Regions from separate parts of the Homo sapiens genome. Here region 2 is linked to region 1. A link is a loop called in an ENCODE intact Hi-C map of the cell type or tissue named here. Cell type or tissue: psoas muscle. All regions are shown on one strand. Links, peaks and the distances in the headings refer to the core of each region. The heading gives the core; the rest is flanking DNA.

What was found. A loop is a pair of places that touch in the nucleus more often than their neighbours do. Peaks named below come from ENCODE experiments on the same cell type or tissue, not always from the same donor. Only the 100,000 strongest peaks of a DNase experiment are listed, where the experiment ranks them.
Region 2: it touches region 1 in a loop (2.3-fold over the local background); 7 of 110 quality-filtered maps call a loop at or near these places.

What each region holds. Positions count from the first base shown.
Region 1 is chr7:50,655,408-50,660,782 of GRCh38, reverse strand. All of the region lies in intron 7 of GRB10 (growth factor receptor bound protein 10), which reads left to right. Among named protein-coding and RNA genes, the nearest start is that of DDC, 93 kb to the right of the region's middle. RefSeq lists an enhancer at 1,194-1,363. In psoas muscle, for the core only: a CTCF peak has its summit at 3,050; DNase peaks (open chromatin) are centred at 1,902, 3,382, 4,112, 4,452 and 1 weaker place; H3K4me3 peaks cover 538 bases; H3K27ac peaks cover 4,424 bases.
Region 2 is chr7:50,500,231-50,505,605 of GRCh38, reverse strand. It overlaps DDC (dopa decarboxylase), which reads left to right. Exons shown (of 15, transcript NM_001082971.2): 7 at 1,547-1,613. Among named protein-coding and RNA genes, the nearest start is that of DDC-AS1, 29 kb to the left of the region's middle. RefSeq lists enhancers at 2,724-3,223, 2,961-3,255, 3,224-3,725. In psoas muscle, for the core only: no CTCF peak of the experiment used is centred there; DNase peaks (open chromatin) are centred at 505, 825, 2,395 and 3,245; H3K4me3 peaks cover 903 bases; H3K27ac peaks cover 4,569 bases.

The DNA of each region.
Region 1 (5,375 bases), core at 181-5,180:
AGAGTCAGCATGAGGTGCACTTCAACTCATCCCGCCATTTTCAAGTTAAAATCCTCTGTCCTCGGCCCCCCTCACACCTGCATCTCTAACTCCTTTCCTTCTGCTACTGCGTGGCTCCTGTCTCCCAACGGAAGCCACCTGCCTGTAACCATTTCCCGTCTGCACCGAGAGGCCACGGTGTGGAGGGGGAGCTCCTGCCCACGGCACTTGGAAGGTGCTGGGGCAGAACCCAGCTCCAGCGCTGATGTGTGGCAGCATCTCTGGAAACTTCCATTTCCTGCTCTGTCTGAGGAGGCGGGGCCCTGCTGATGTCTCTGTGTCTTGGAGCTCAGGACAGTCAAATCTGCACCACGGCTGCCTCCCCTCTTGCCGTGTGAACGTGGCAGGACGTCCACTCCACCCCACTTCCTGCATGGACATGGCTCCATGGCTGTGCCCTACCTCCCTTCCTGCATGAATGCAGCACCACGGCTGCACCCCCCACTTCTGTGGTTGTGGCATGATGGCTGCACCCCCACTTCCCATTTGAATGCGGCACCGCAGTTGCGCCTCCCTGCCACTTCCCCTGTGGACGCGGCATGATGGCTGCACCCCCTACTTCCCACGTGAACACGGCACCGCAGCTGTGCCCCCATGCCCCTTTACTGCATGAACGCGGCACCACTACTGTGCCCCACCCCTTTGCCACGTGATCACTGCCTTCATCAGGAGTGACCACGAGACATGTGCTCTTAAGGAACCTGAGGCCCAGGGAGGATAAAGTCATCTTCCAAGGTCATTGACAAATACATCACAAAAAGTGGGTTTAGACTCAGGACCCGAGCTTCTAGCTGTCTTCTCAGTGTGCCACAGCAGTGCCCCAGACGACAGAAATGCATTTCAGTACGCCTAAGTGAACTCTCAACTTGTCATTCAATTACTTATGAGGGGACGCGTGAATCCCTGAAACCGTGCAAGCAAAACCCACACATGTAGCAGATCCCATTGCATTGCTCACCATCATTTATGCCCTCCGGCGTGGCCACCACTGAAGGATGGATGTTCTAACCTTATGGTCCTGTAATATGCTCCTCTAGGTGAGGGGCTGTCCTGGACAGGCTCTAGACAGAGATGAGTTTGCTCTACTGTCTGCCTTCCAAGACTTGGGCTACCCGGAGAAGAGACGTGGGCACACACACTATTGCACAGCTGCTTAGCTCAGCATGGGAGATAGGTGCAGGACCCAGAGCGACCTGGGAGCAGCCCTGCGTCCAGCCTTGAGCGTTGGCAGGTTCGGGTGTCCTCGGTGACTGTGAGCATTGCATTTGAGCCAAGGCTTTAACAGCAGGGTGGCCAGGACATGTTTTTTTCAAAGGGGGGCTTGGCTAGGCTCCCTCAGCTCTCCGTGGTTTGAGTAGGGTCTAGCTTTCTGGGTTTCAGTCTTCCTCTGGCGTTGCTGAGGTGACTGAGATCTCTTCACGTTTTTTACCTCTCATTTTCTAGAATGCCAGTTACCTGAGTTGTCCTGAGGGGGAAAAAGCCATGCAGGTTCAGTAAGTTTGGGAAATTTGGCATCGTCTATCGTTTTCTTGGCAATTCTACATTTCCCGTTTGATTTTAGAGGATCTGAAAAATCTTACAGAAAAAGAAAACCTACCTATTCACTCAAGCTAAGCTAGAGCATCTGAAACATTTGTGATCACAGAAGTGCTTTAGAGACAGCACCTGTAAACTTTACACAGAACGCACTTTGGGAAAGGGTGCTAAATTGCCCATGATTATTTTTAAAATGGTGAATGTCATCCTCACTTTTTTAGACTTTTCTGGCAGCTTTGCTAAAGCGGAGGTCTCTCACAGCTCTCTAGGGACCGCAGCCCCTGCAGTCTGAGAATAATCCCGAAGGCCCGACGTGACGGCACCTGCATGTTCCCGTGTTTGCATCAGAGCAAGTGATGCAATTGCAGCGAGGCAGTCGTGACCTGGAGCAGACCACTTGTTTGGCTAAATATGACACAGGAAATCAGTGCAGGAATCTTATGTGAAATCCCAACTACTAGTGTTTCTCCGGAGTACAAATATCTTTTAAAATATAAACCTCTGAATTTGAGGGGCCTAAAACAGATATTTTACTGTAGCATTGAATACCTCTTGATATCTATAGCTGTCAAGAGCATTGGAAATGTGAGCACTTAAATTATATACGTCTTTCACAGGAAGAATCACCATAGTTTTGCCAAAAATCTAAGTCTGTGCCTTGCCCACCTGTGGCCATCTACGTGAGGCTCCTGTGGACTCAAAGGCAAGGGCAGTGTGCAGTCATTGGTTATCGGTGGCCATCAGTGCTTTCACAGAGACCGCCTATTTTGCTAGCAACAGGAAGTAATTTTCCTTGGCAAACTGATTTGCTAATTCTTGCTGCTGCTTTGACTCGAAATTTCATCAGGTAAGGGGGAACCACTAGACAATGCACTTTCCCCAATTTACCTACCTGACAGCTTCTGCCATAAATGACTGCGAGCAAACAGCCTGCTGGTTTGTGTTTGGTTTTGAGTAGGAATCCACAGTTCACCCACTGGAGAAGCCTGTTACACTCACTGAACGTGGACATTGGCGCTTTATTTATACCTGTGAGCAGCCACGGAGGGACTTTTCTTTTCTCCTGCAATAGGCGCATGTGGCAGGTCCACCCAGTTTAGGATAAAGTGTTCTAGAGTTTACAGTCGAGAAGTGTTAGGCCTCTGGGTCTTGGTTGAGACCCAAGATGAGATGGGCCATCTAGGCCACTGCCTGGACAATGGCCATCTCTTTTCCTCCATGTCTTTTCTGTTTTTCTTTCCTTAGGCTCTCGCCTCAGTCTCTTAACTGGCTGAAGGACAAGTAGTTTGAGTAATAAAAATGTAAAAAAGAAAAAAAAAAGAATTAGTGGAGGAAACCAAGTGAAAGTGTTTTGAAAATCCAAAAAATTCACAAGAGAATTTGGTAAACATCCTCCCTCTGCTGTTGGTGCCAAGTCTGGACATTTCTAGGAAAGAGAGCACAGACATAGTCCCTGTGTGGGAAGGTTTACAAGTACATACCCTCTGCTGGTGATTTTTATTTTTTGGTCCCTGAGAGAACCAAATGCTAATGACTAACATGGTTTATCTTTTACTTTGCCCTAAAATAGCATCTTCGCTGTCATCTTACAACAGAGATTCTCTAGAATCAGGGCAGTAGTTTCTAGCCCTATTTATAGAACCCTGGCATCTTCAGATTTATTTATATGAGGAAATCCCCGAAAAGATTTAAATGGGAACACCATGTACCGGCGCACATTCCTCTCTTTTTGTTCACGGGTAGTGTTTCCGCTCACACAGTCCCTGGTCTCTCTGCAGAATCCTGGAAGGGAATGAGAAGCAGTGTTGCCATGCCAGGAGCCGCGGGAACATCACAGACACTCGAGGAAGTGGGAAGCAACATTGCTTTCTTCTTCATTTAACCTTGGAGCCTAAGTGTGACTGCCCTTTTGACTCTGACCATTGAACTGGCACAAAAACAGTATTGTAACAGTATTAAAAACAAAGTCAGCTCTTTCCATCTGCCCAGAGTTTGGTCGAGTTCCTGGCCCCTCGGCATTTTATCAGGTTTTAGTAAAGGTGGATATAATTTTAGATATGTTTTCAGTTATTTAACATCTCATAAGTATTTTCTGTGTTTCTTAGTGTGGTCTTCCTAAAAAACACTCATGATAGCTGATACCTACATTGATGAGTACCGATTTGTGCCATATTTACCTACTTCACAGTGACCAGATAATTTGCATTGTCGTCCAGTGTCTGTGCTATAAATGATGCTTCACTGGGTGCCTGGAGTGCAGCTGTTGCCACATTTTGAATCCTTTCCCCAGGGTAGACCCTAGAAGTCAGATTCCTACTAAAAGGTTGAGGATGTTTTATAGCTCAGGATGTGTGTTGCTATATCTGTCTGCAAAGACCTGCTTATGTTGATTACCACATCCGGGATAGAGTGAGTTTCGGGACTTCCGAGCCCTGACCCCATTCCTGGAGCCTTTCTCCACCTCTGCATTCTCCCTAATGAGAGAGTGGCTCAGAGGCACCGCATGGTAGCACACGGTGGCTTTGGAAGCCTGCCTTCCCCAGCAGGGGTGGAACTCTGTGTCCCAGGTGGTCAGCAGCTGTTTGCAGGGACTCCAGGATTTGTGTCTTCAGAATACCGCAGACACCTTAGCAAGCCCTCTGGCTTTTCCGTGGCTATTTCTGGGTGTATAGTAATTTTATGACAAGTCAGGCCTGTGTGGCCCTGCAGTGACAGGGATGAAGGAAGAAGAGAGTCTAGTGGCGTTTGCATAGGCTACTGCATAGTCACCACATCGGGTCTCTGACCTTATGAGCTTAGAGATCTCCAGCATGTATTGTTCCAGTAGTTACACATCCTGTCTTTTTCAGCTGTGCAGCACAGCTCACTGCCGCTGCCTCCCTGACATGGTCTCAAGTCCACAGGATCGCCCTGGGACGGAGGATCAGAGTGACCGATAGCAAGCAAGGACCTTGGGTCTGCTTGTCTAAACCCCTCACATGTGTGCACATCTCACACTCTGCGCTCAGCCCGCGCCTGTCTCCTCAGGGTTCCAACTTCCCCTACCAGGACACAGTCAGGAAATAACGCCCTTACTGTCCTCTGTTCCTCTCTTGTGCCCATTCACTGATAGATTTTAGGTGGTTTCTACATGCAGGTACTGCCTGGGTGCTGGGGTCTGAGGCTGGCAGGGCAGACACAGCCTTGCCCTCTGGGAGCCCATAACCCAGTGAGAGAAACCAATGCTAATCACCTTATAGAGGCACATTATCACAGACAGTTTCCAACATGCTGCCAGGACATTCCATCATGTGGGGAGAGCTATCAGTGGGGCCGAAGATGAGGAATCCTTAAGTGCCTTGGAAGGCATACAGTGTTCCAGAAAGAGGGAATGAGGACAGTTGAGGAAGGCACAGGCACCCTGGATGGTGGCTGAGATAGTATAGAGGAGGCAGCGCCTAGGAAGCCAGGGCCTTAGGTGTCCCAGGAAGAGATTGGTCTCCAGGGCAAAGGAGGTCTCTGGCAGAGAGGGGAAAGCAGCTTTGTACTTTGCTTTGCCTGCTGCAGTGTGAAGGATGGACTGGGCTGGAGGAGGTGTGGGATAGCCGGTTGGGATGCAGGTGCAGGAGATGCTGACGTGTTATCTGGACTAGGGCAGTGGAGTGAAGTTGGACAGCTGAGTGCATCTAAGTAAAATTGGTAAGATGTGATTTATTGATTTCTCATAGTTTTCATGGTCTGTAAGACAACTTGCAGTTCTGTGTTTCCTCTGTCTTTAAATATACGTTCAACCTAACGCTCAGGTCATTTCTAGATACCAT
Region 2 (5,375 bases), core at 233-5,232, 160 kb after region 1:
AACACTTTGTCTCTCTCTAAAAGGAAAAGTTGGTTTCCAGGTGAAATGCGAGGCAGTCATAGGTGAAATGGAGCCACAAAGGTCTCGAACTGGGGTTCTCACATACGAGTTTCTGACCTCTCTATCTTTATCCTCAGGACACATGGCATTGCTAAGACTTTACAGGGGGCTCAATAAAGGTCACACAAATTTAATTCTATTCCACACTCTTGTCGCATCTGCAAAGAAATTTCATTATCTAGACTGCATGACATCCATAAATCAATTAGGCCCTTTGGTTTTGTAAACATAATGTGCGTTTTGATCCTTTGGAGAGAGCTGTTTCAATTCAGCAATAGGTTTCAGCATCTATGCAATGTCCAGCAAAGTGCAAATGCTCAGCCCAACACAAAACAATGAGACAGGGTCCCTGGCTTTGGGAGCATCATGGGTCTGGAGGGAGAGACAGACATGTGTGTGGGGACAACACAGTCAGGCTGTGCCAGTGCGATCGTGGCACCACAAGGTCCTCAGAGCTCGGGAGAGGCCGCAGTGACTCCCAGCCCGTATTTTCTGGGTTGTGTGACTGACAGCACTCAATGCTTTCTCAGAACATCCCTTTTAAAATTATTTTCAATGTCAGCAGTGTTTTCTCATGACCTCCTGAGGATTTAATTAATCTTTGGGAACAGTATCATTCAGAAAGAGAAAGGCAGCGGATTAAAGCTGGTAAATGATACTCTTGCTCAAAATCCTAGTGTGACTCTTAACTGATGCCAAAGTCTGTTCTGAAAGAAGCATTCCATGAGTGCCTTGGGCAGTCTGGGCCCTGCTGGAGGGAGACTCATCTCTACTGCGCTTGCTCTGCTCTGTGCATTGCACATGGGTGTATGCACACACACACGTGCACACACACAGACACACACACACCCCCCCAAACTAGGAAAAAATCCCAGGCTTCTGCTCCATAGTAGTAACTATGTTCTTACATTCTCTATATATGTATATATATACACACACATATATATATAGAAAATAAAATATATACACTTGTGTATATTTTAATTATAACTTAATTATAAATTTAATTAGATTATAATTAAATTAAAATGTATATATGGAATATAAGAACATAGTTACACTAATGTTACATAGAACGTTAATTAAAATTTAACAAAAATATACACACATACATATATATGTATATTTAATAAAGTAGAATATAGTATATGTATATTTACTAAAGTAGAATATAGGTATCATTGTCCAGGTGGTAGATTGCTTCATGTCTGCCCCAAGGCACCCTGGAAAATCTTTTGCAACTTCCCGGTTTCTAACCTCAGAGCTTAGTTTTCTGTCTGCAAATCTGTTTCTCTTAACCTGTTATGATGCTTTCACCCAAAGATTCAATGTGCATCCATGGGCTTACGTTTCCATGTAGCAGACATTCATTGGGATCTCGGCTCATGGCCCCAGGTTGGACCATGGGGCAGCAGTTGCTTGTGTGGAGGTTACAGCGGTGACTGGCACCTGGGGAATAAAAGGCTGTCTGCTTTTTACCCTCTAGATGGTTGCCACCCTGGGGACCACAACATGCTGCTCCTTTGACAATCTCTTAGAAGTCGGTCCTATCTGTAAGTATCCGATTCCATTTTCTTTTTGGAAAATGTTCTCTGTACACGGGGAATTTAGCAAACCTTCCTCGTTGATCTCTTTCTTGTCGTTAACTTCATATTGTGATGGTTTGCCCAGCTCTTCTCGTATTTGCAATAACACAAACCTCATTAGCTTGAACTCCACAAACTCAGAATTTGGGCTAATTGGAAAAGAACTGAGCTTAGTTCTACCAACACACTATTTGTAAGAAAAAAAATCCGAGCAATATAGAAGTTATGTAAAATTGCAGGTTATGTTGGCCCTGTTGAGGAGAATAAACTCTTCAAAATCTTAGAGTAACCACCTTCATATGTGGGTCGTGCATACACCTGATATGAGAATTGTCCACACTTGAATTTAATTCTTTGGTATATCCCTTTTTCACCTTTTTTTGGAATTACTGAATGCAGTTAAGAAAATTGCTGAAGGTAGTTTAGCAAATCAACACAATGAAACTGGATTTCGCCAAGGAATAATCTGTGCTTCAGATGTTTTCCTGGTCACTCTCACCTCCTCCCTTCCTCATTCAGAGATCCTAGGTTTTCTCATTGAGACTAGGATGCTGTGTTTTCAAAAGGTGAATGTGAATGAGCAGCTCTGTTTCTAGAGTTTCACCTTTGACATGTAGCTCTGGGAACTCAGCAGGTCTTGAAGCTGCTTCTGTGGACAGAAGAACCCTCGTAGGGCAGGGACACTGGCTCAGGGGGCTCCCCCTTTCTCTGTCCCTCTAGGATGGGAATGTTCTGACCGCTCGGCTGTGAGTGGAGCTGCCCAAGTGGGGCCTTCAGATCACATACCTGTGGCCTGTGCCAGATCCCACAACAGCTACCAGGGAATTGGCTTCCTCCTTAGTCTGCACAAGCCAAGCACAGTTCTCACCTCTCCTAACCCAAGAGTCACCCATAGTCCATACTCAGAGGAGTGGACCCTCCTCTCCTGGGCGTTGGCCTCCCTTCTTGGGGTCAGCAGCTGGGGAAGGCCGGTGCTGAAGGTGCAGGTGCCTTTGTGTGAGCTAGACATGAAATTGGTGACAAGGAAGCTAGGGTGCAGCCCAGGATCCACCCCTGAATCTTACATTCTGAGCTTCATTTATGCTGTCTGTAAAGTGAAGAGAAAAACCCCACTTGTGCTCATAAAATAACAAGATTTCCCCACACGATTATTCAGAGGATAAATTAATGCAGGGAAAATGCACCATCCCAAAGGTAGAGTGCATTGCTGCACAGCAAGGAATGCAGTGCTGGGAACTACTGGGAGGTGGGTGGCATAGACTTACCCGCTCTCACAGGGTTTATGCTCCACCGTTTATGCTCTGTGGCACACAGCTGTAAGAACAACTGGCGGGAAGTGGTCGTGCACAGCCCCGGGCTGGGGAGAAGGGATAGAACTGGCTGACTCAGGACTGCAGCCACAGCATTGGCCTCATCAGCTGCAAACCTTCATCAGCTCAGCCAAGCAACTTGGAGTCCTCTGACTCAGATGTCAGGCTAAGAACTGAATGTCCTGGCCAGTAGCTGGCTGATGTAATTCCCTAGGGCTATCGGATTTAAAGGGCCGAGGTCTTCTGCTGGATAGAGCCCACATGGCCTGCTGTCCCCTGGGCCAAGTGTGGGCTGCCCGCTGGACCATGGAGATGACAGCCAGCGTGTGTCACCTGCCAGTCACAGTCCCCTGGATGGATCCAGCTCAGGCCTTCCTGCTATCTGGGGCCCCCTCTTCTTTGTAGAGGCTGGAGGCTGTGCACAGAGCTTGATTTATGATTTGTTTGGTTTGAAACACTGAGGTTGCTTTTGGGGTTGTGCAGAAGGAGCTGACATGGGTGAATGCCAAAACCCTTTCATCCATTGGCAGAATGCATAGGGGAGGTCAGTTTTGACAATTCCTTTTTTTTTCTTTATTTTTGAGATGGAGTCTTGCTCTGTGGCCCAGGCTGGAGTGGCACAATCTCAGCTCACTGCAACATCTGCCTCCTGGGTTCAAGTGATTCTCCTGCCTCAGCTTTCTGAGTAGCTGGGATCACAGGCACATGCCATCATGCCTGGCTAATTTTTGTATTTTTATTAGAGATGGGGTTTCACCATATTGGCCAGGCTGGTCTCAGACTCCTGACCTCAGATGATATGCCCGCCTCAGCCTCCCAGTGTGATGGAATTACAGGCGTAACCCACTGTGTCCGGCCAACATTTCCATTTTTATTGATGGTGTTATATTACTAACTGTTGGTGGTACCTTAACAATTAAGTCAGCACCCTTTTACCTACTTTCCCTCTCCTGCTACCATTTTCCTATCACCAGATATTTAGCATTCTCCAACTCCAAGCGGGACTGTTCTGAGATCCTGAGCTGACCTTATTCTATATATGATTAGAATAATCTAACATAATTCAGATAAGTTATTCACCCACCATCATTTGACAAAGAAAACAAATCAGAAGATGGTTTTCTTCCAATTGCTGCCTTAGGAAAGACATTTTCTTTTTATTGCATTTGAAATGATTTGCCAGTGAGGGTATTCAGATTGGTCTGCTTGGATGGATCAGTTGTCTGGCAGGTTTTACTGAGAAGATGGAATACAAAAAGTGGATAGTTGAAGTCAGTTAGGTTGCCGATGGGGAAGTGGGGAAACTGAGGACGAGGGTATGGGCTGAGTTGGGGAGGCCATCTCAAGGTGTGAGGAAGGGAATAGCACAGGGCAGGCAGCCAAAGCTGCATCCTGAGGTGCCAGCATAACTGAGAGAGGACGTGCAGCTGGAGGGGCAGCCAGGCCTGCCGCAAGTTCCTGGGAAGTCTCAGAAGGAAAGAGTCACTGACAGCAGGAAGCTGGAGGGGTGTGAGCCTGTCCCATCCCTCCCCACTGAGGCAGCCTTGCCTCAGGGCTAGGTGTGCCCCTGGTGCATGCAACTTCTCAAGCTCTGGCCGAGGGTCTCTGTGTCTGCCTGGTTCCTAGATGGGCCGTGCTATGCAGTGTGTGCTGTTAGTGGATCACATATGAGATGCAGAATGCAGAATGCAGAGGCATGCCCACAGCTCCATGCATCCCCATGGAAACCAGAGAAGCCCTTCAGAGTCCACTTCCTTTAGGGGTCTGTAAGTTCCCTTCTGCAGGAGTTGTAGGCCAACTGCAAGCTTAGAGAGAACACAGTCCTCCACAAAGCTGATAAAAGACATAAGGCGTTTCAAAGCTTTGACTCAGTTTAATCATCAGGATGAAAGCCCTCAGTTGGATTAAGGTCAAGTGTGTCCTGCGGACACGGATATCCACCCCAGGGCATGGGAGGCCAAAGGTCACAGAGCAGTGTGGACCTGAACCGAGGCTTAGGGGCTCATCACTTCCCCCAGAATCAGTCTCACCTGGTGCTTGCATAACCCCAGATGGATGCAGCAGTGAGCCAGGAAGAGCACAAGGCCTTAGGATTTGCAGAGTTTCTCCCTGAGGAGTCACTCAGTAATCATGGGATGTCCATGCCTGTAGCTCAGATCAGCGGTAAGGTTGAGAAAAACCTCAGATCACATCATAAGATAGGTGTAAATTTGAAGCTTGCTGTAGTCTGAACGTTTGTGTCCCCCGCAAAGCCCATTTGCTGAAATTCTAACCTAAGGTGATGGTATTGGAGGTGGGGCCTTCCAGTGGTAATGAGGTCAGCACAGTGGAGCCCTCCTGATTGGAACTGTGACTAATTAGTGCCCCTGAGAGTCTCACGCCTCATTGCACAATGAGCACCATGGATGGTGAGTGAACG